Regions from separate parts of the Homo sapiens genome. Here region 2 is linked to region 1. A link is an interaction called in ENCODE POLR2A ChIA-PET data of the cell type or tissue named here. Cell type or tissue: CD4-positive, alpha-beta T cell. All regions are shown on one strand. Links, peaks and the distances in the headings refer to the core of each region. The heading gives the core; the rest is flanking DNA.

Region 1 (2,920 bases), core at 1-2,500:
AAAACCTATATATCCAAGATCTCTTCCAATTCAGATTTTATGAAAGAATTTCTAAGGTCTTTGTAATGAGACATTTAGGCTGTTTCAAGAGATCAAGCCAAAATCAGTATGTGGGTTCATCTGCAATAAAAATGTTTGTTTTGCTTTTACAGTTTCCTCATTTGGCTGTTGGATTTTAAGCAAAAGCATCCAAGAAAAACAAGGCCTGTTCAAAAACAAGACAACTTCCTCTCACTGTTGCCTGCATTTGTACGTGAGAAACGCTCATGACAGCAAAGTCTCCAATGTTCGCGCAGGCACTGGAGTCAGAGAAAATGGAGTTGAATCCTTTCTCTGCCACTCTTTGAGGAGAATCTCACCATTTATTATGCACTGTAGAATACAACAATAAAATACAGCCATGTACCACATAACAACATCTTGGTAAACAACAGACTGCATATATGATGGTGGTCATCCAGTAAGCTAAGGTTAATTTATTATTATTCCTTGTTTTTTTTTTTTTTTTTTTTTTTTTGAGATGTAGTCTTACTCTGTCACCCAGGCTAGAGTGCAATGGCACCATCTTGGCTCACTGCAACCTCTACCTCCTGGGTTCAAGCAAATCTCCTGCCTCAGCCTCCAAAGTAGCTGGGATTACAGGCACCCACCACATCTGGCTAATTTTTTGTATTTTTAGTAAAGATGGGGTTTCACCATGTTGGCCAGGCTGATCTCAAACTCCTGACCTCAAGTGATCTGCCCGCCTCGGCCTCCCAAAGTGCTGGAACCACAGGCCTGAGCCACTGTGCCCAGCCTTGTTTGCTTTTTTAACAGATAACAGTGTGCTCATAGAAACTGCTTTGACATGACTGCAATCATGTGCTTCATAGAAACTTAATTAGATTATACCACTAGAGTCTTCAGATTTTTATACTTTTTTTTTTTGAAACGGAGTCTCACTCTGTCACCAGGCTGGAGTGCAGTGCCGCAATCTCGGCTCACTGCAACCTCCGCCTCCCAGGTTCAAGCAATTCTCCTGCCTCAGCCTCCCGAGTAGCTGGAATTACAAGTGCGCACTACCACACCCAGCTAATTTTTGCATTTTTACTTGACAGGGTTTCACCATGTTGGCTAGGATAGTTTCACCAGGATCTCTTGGCCTCATGATCAGCCTGCCTCGGCCTCCCAAAGTGCTGGGATTACAGGTGTGAGCCACCGTGCCCAGCCTATACTTCCCTTTTTGAATACCATTTGGTGTTTTGAAGAATTAACAGCTTTGTGAACGTGGCAGTGCTTGTGATTCAGGCTTCCATTGAGACCAAGGGGAGAACCTGGTTGCAGGACAAACAGACGGACAGCGTGTGGCAGTGTTTAAATGCTCTTCTGAAGGCTGATACGACAGCTCTCTGTGCACTGATTGCATATGCATCCCAAGATTATATTATTGTTTTCTACTGCTATGTGTCACACTTTGCCAAACAGGATGTGGAAAATGAATAAGCGGTTTTCTTAGGCACTTCTTAACAGACAATTGGTCAAAATGAACTCCATTGCTTAAGAAACACATAAACACCATTTAGTCACTGAACATAGCTATATGTATGGTTGTTACTATGGGAAATCTTGTTTTGCCAATTTTCTTTGAAAATTCTGGCAGACCAAGGTTCTTTTTGTTTACATAATACTTGAAAAATAAAAATGAACAAGCTAACAAACTACCAAGTTTTCACTTACATAAATGTAGTTGCATACAGAAAATGTGACTGTGAATTAATTTTTCTAGGACTTTTAAACTATAAGCACTATTTGCACAAAAGAGAACCAATCTATCAATTACAAACTCACATAATTTTACAGATTTTTTTTTTCCTACACAGCACATAAAACAGAAGGAATTTGAAGCCACCCTCCAAACACAGGGGAAGGAGGCTGTGTGTATATCCTCATTGTCTTTCACATTCTAAGGTGGTTCCACTCAGTGACTGAAATCCTTAAGCGTTGTATTAGTCTGCTTGGGCTACCATAACAGCAGCTTAAACTGTTGTTTAGCCACTCAGACTTAAACAACAGAAATTTATTTCCTTATAGTTCTGGAGGCTGGAAGTTCAAGGTGCCGGCAAGGTTGGTTTCTGGTGAGACCTCTCTCCCTGTCTTGCAGATGGCTGCCTCCTCCCTGTGTCCTCATAGAGCCTGTCTTCTGCTTTTACACTTCTGGTGTCATCTTCCTTTTTTTTTTTTTTTTTTTTTTTTTTTTGAGACAGAGTCTCGCTCTATCGCCCAGGCTGGAGTGCAGTGGCCCGATGGATCTCGGCTCACTGCAACCTCTGCCTCCCAGGTTCAAGCAATTCTCCTGCCTCAGCCTCCCAAGTAGCTGGGACTACAGGTGCCCACCATCATGCCTGGCTAATTTTTGTATTTTTAGTAGAGACAGGGTTTCACCATATTGGCCAGGCTGGTCTCGAACTCCTGACCTTGTCATCTGCCTGCCTCGGCCTCCCAAAGTGCTAGGATTACAGGCGTGAGCCACCGCACCCGGCCTCTTCCTCTTCTTATAAGGACACCAGTCCTATTAGATTAGGGCTCCACCCTCATAACCTCATTTGACCTTAACTATTATTTCTTTAAAGCACCTATTTCCAAATATAGTCACTTTAGGGGTTAGGGCTTCAAAAGATGAATCTGAGGGAGCTCAATTCAGTAAATAGCAGTAGTCATTAATGGACAATGTATACAAAGATAATTTCGTGATTACTGTCCTTATGCATAAACGTCCTCAGTGTTCCACTGCGTTTATCCAGATTTAGTATCACAAAGACTTTGCTCTGAGAAAAATGTGATTTTTTTTTTTTTTTTTTTTTGAGACAGAGTCTTGCTCTGTCACCCAGGATGGAGTGCAGTGGTGCAATCTCGGCTCACTGAAACCTCCGCCTCCCAGGTT
Region 2 (2,920 bases), core at 240-2,739, 150 kb after region 1:
GGCTGTATAATTTGGAGATGACTTTTTGAAGCCCCTTCTCCTACAGAGCAAGCAGCAGGGTAAATTCTGTATTGCAGAGCCTAGAGCCTCTCTGTCACTTGCTCTTTAGAGTTCATAGATAACCAGCAAAGCTGAGGCTCCTTATCATCCCCAGGGGTTCATGGGGTCCAACCTGCAGCCCACAGACATATATCTTTAGGTGGTTTTCTGGAATGGGTATGGGCTGTGACTCATAGTCACCCCTAGGTGAAGTCTTGGCTGAGAAAAAGGTCTGCTTCTTTTTTATAAGACTTGATTCCTGGGGAAATTTACTGCCCTGATGCCTTAAACTTCCCCTATGCTTTCAGTCAGGCCTCATAAAGCTGAAGTCAGGCTTAAAACCATGAAGTTATTGGCAGTAGCCACTGAAGACTTTTAAACTTTCAGTGAAGGCATAGTGGTGTGGGCTGTAATTCAGGTAATTCACAAGAGATAAGAATTACAAACATTTAGACATAGTATCTCCCTACCTTTTCAGATACTTAAAAACAATACCCATTTCAACTAAAAGCTAATACTTAAATACTGTGTTTCAGCTGGGCGTGGTGGCTCAGGCCTGTAATCCCAGCACTTTGGGAGGCCAAGGCAGGCAGATCACTTGAGTTCAGGAGTTCAAGACCACCTGGTCAACATGGTAAAACCCCATCTCTACAAAAAATACAAACATTAGCCAGGCATGGTGGTACAGGCCTATAATCCCAGCTACTCAGGAGGCTGAGGCACAGGAATCACTTGAGCCCAGGAGGCAGAGGTTGCAGTGAGCCGAGATCATGCCACTGCACTCTAGCCTGGGCGACAGAGCGAGACTCTGTCTCAAAAAAATTTTTTCAATAAATAAATACTGTATTTATTTTACCACCAGGTGTTCTTCCAGATACTCAAAGATATTTTTCCTCTTTAGCCTGTCTGAAAGGCTAACATTTGAACTTCATTCCTTTGGTCAATTAGCAGATTGCCCTTTATTAAAATGTAAATCTCTTCCTCTTAAAATTAAATTTAAATAATTATTAATCATTTACATTACAGTTTATCTTAATTGGGTAGGATTAGGGAGAAGGTGAGATATAGTTAAGGTTTGGAGTAAGAGTGATCCTTAAACTTGACACTTTTGCTTTGAAGTCAGCCTGGCATCTGACACAGGGACCTGAGAAAGTGCTGCTGTATGGGTCCCAACTCTTGCTGTGAGTTAGATAATAGGATTCAGAGGTAGCTTCACAACTCCCTTAGAAGTTGAGTGCTATCTTTTGAAATTATCAGTAAAGTGAGTAGGAAAAGTTGCCTGGACCTGATGTGTAATAATTTAGAACCCTGGCTTGTTCAGTTGGACAAAAATGGACATATTTATTGTACATATAAACTCCAGCTTTGCCATGGGCCCTGTCTGTGTCCAAAGTGGTGATGCCACAGGGCAGGCCTTTGTAAGGGTGAAAACTGGTTCCACAAGAATTAGGCAAGAAGGAAGTGCATTTATTTCCTGACTAAGCCTTATTAAAGCTTGGTCCAGATGTATCTGGCCCATTATTTTTTTTTTAAATGAGATTGTAGCTCTTCTGGAGAAAACTACTCTTTTATCCCTTAAAATTCTATAGTCTAGGGAAGAGTGTGGCCCTTAACTCAGATAAAAGGGGTTTGATGTTTTCCTCCATTCTCTCTATCCCTGTCTGCTGAGATTAGTTTCAAGGCTTATAATCTATTACTTCTGCCTCGTTTTCTTCCTGATCATTGCTTTTAATTTAGGTTTCAGCTAATGACATTTTAATAAAATCATATTAATACATTTGGCGATTTTGCATTAACCTTTTAACACCACTTAATAAAAACTTCTTTGTACTTCACACTAATAAATTATATATCTGTATTTTACCTATAAAGTATTGAACTTCAGCACCAAAGGGTTAAGTATGCCATTAAGACAAATAGTAGTTATCTGTTTAATAAATGCTTCTAGCACTCAACTATCTTGATTCAGTTCAATTTGCTAACACATACTTCTTTTTTTTTTGAAATGGAGTCTCTCTCTGTCGCCCAGACTGGAGTGCAGTGGTGTGATCTTGGCTCACTGCAACCTCTGCCTCCTGACTTCAAGCGATTCTCCTGCCTCAGCCTCCCCTGGTAGCTGGAACTACAGGCACAAGCCCAGCTGCTTTTTTTGTATTTTTAGTAGAGACAAGGTTTCACCATGTTGGCAGGGTTGGTCTCGAACTCTTGACCTCAGATGATCTGCCCGCCTCAGCTTCCCAAAGTGCTGGGATTACAGGCCTGAGCCACTGCACCTGGCCACACATAATTCTTTCAAAACTCATGACATACATTTTTCTATTGGGCAAATGCAAAAATTGAGATATATCTTAGAAAATAGGATTGTATAGTACGTCCATACAATGGAATATTAGTCAGCAATTAATTATTTATGGAAAATGTCTAATAGTGTGAGAAGGTACTTGTGATTTATAAGCTGTATATGTGGTACTCTCTCACCAATATTAAATATATTTACATGTACGAAGAAATAGAAAAAAACATACAGAAAAGAGGTACACCAAATAGTGAGCAGTTCGTCTGGATAAGAGGATTATGAGTTATTTATATTTTTATTTATACTTTTCCATTGTTTATTCAGTTTTTGATACTGTGACTGGGTATCAAAAATAAACTCAATGCAGGTGGTAAATCATTTTGCTGCCTACCTTAGTAAAGATTTAAAATATATAATGGACATTCAAGGCAAATTAATGCTTTCTGTAGACAGCTAATGAAAAATTGTCCATCATAAATTTTTTAAAATTGCTGAGAATTTTGCCATTTACTGTTTTATGTTATCCTGCATGCCATTAGCCATTGGGCAGTGTTCTTGTAGAGCAGTGTTTCTTAAACTGGGAAT

The links. ChIA-PET counts read pairs that join two places held together with the same protein. Peaks named below come from ENCODE experiments on the same cell type or tissue, not always from the same donor. Only the 100,000 strongest peaks of a DNase experiment are listed, where the experiment ranks them.
Region 2: POLR2A ChIA-PET joins it to region 1 with 5 read pairs; 2 of 35 experiments call an interaction of 5 or more read pairs at or near these places.

The regions. Positions count from the first base shown.
Region 1 is chr1:25,328,746-25,331,665 of GRCh38, forward strand. RHD (Rh blood group D antigen) reads left to right here. Exons shown (of 10, transcript NM_016124.6): 10 at 153-1,700. The coding sequence ends at 179. It also overlaps a transcript of RSRP1 not described here. Among named protein-coding and RNA genes, the nearest start is that of TMEM50A, 8.1 kb to the right of the region's middle. In CD4-positive, alpha-beta T cell, for the core only: no CTCF peak of the experiment used is centred there; a DNase peak (open chromatin) is centred at 1,366.
Region 2 is chr1:25,477,391-25,480,310 of GRCh38, forward strand. The region is part of intron 6 of MACO1 (macoilin 1); the gene reads left to right. Among named protein-coding and RNA genes, the nearest start is that of MACO1, 48 kb to the left of the region's middle. In CD4-positive, alpha-beta T cell, for the core only: no CTCF peak of the experiment used is centred there; no DNase peak of the experiment used is centred there.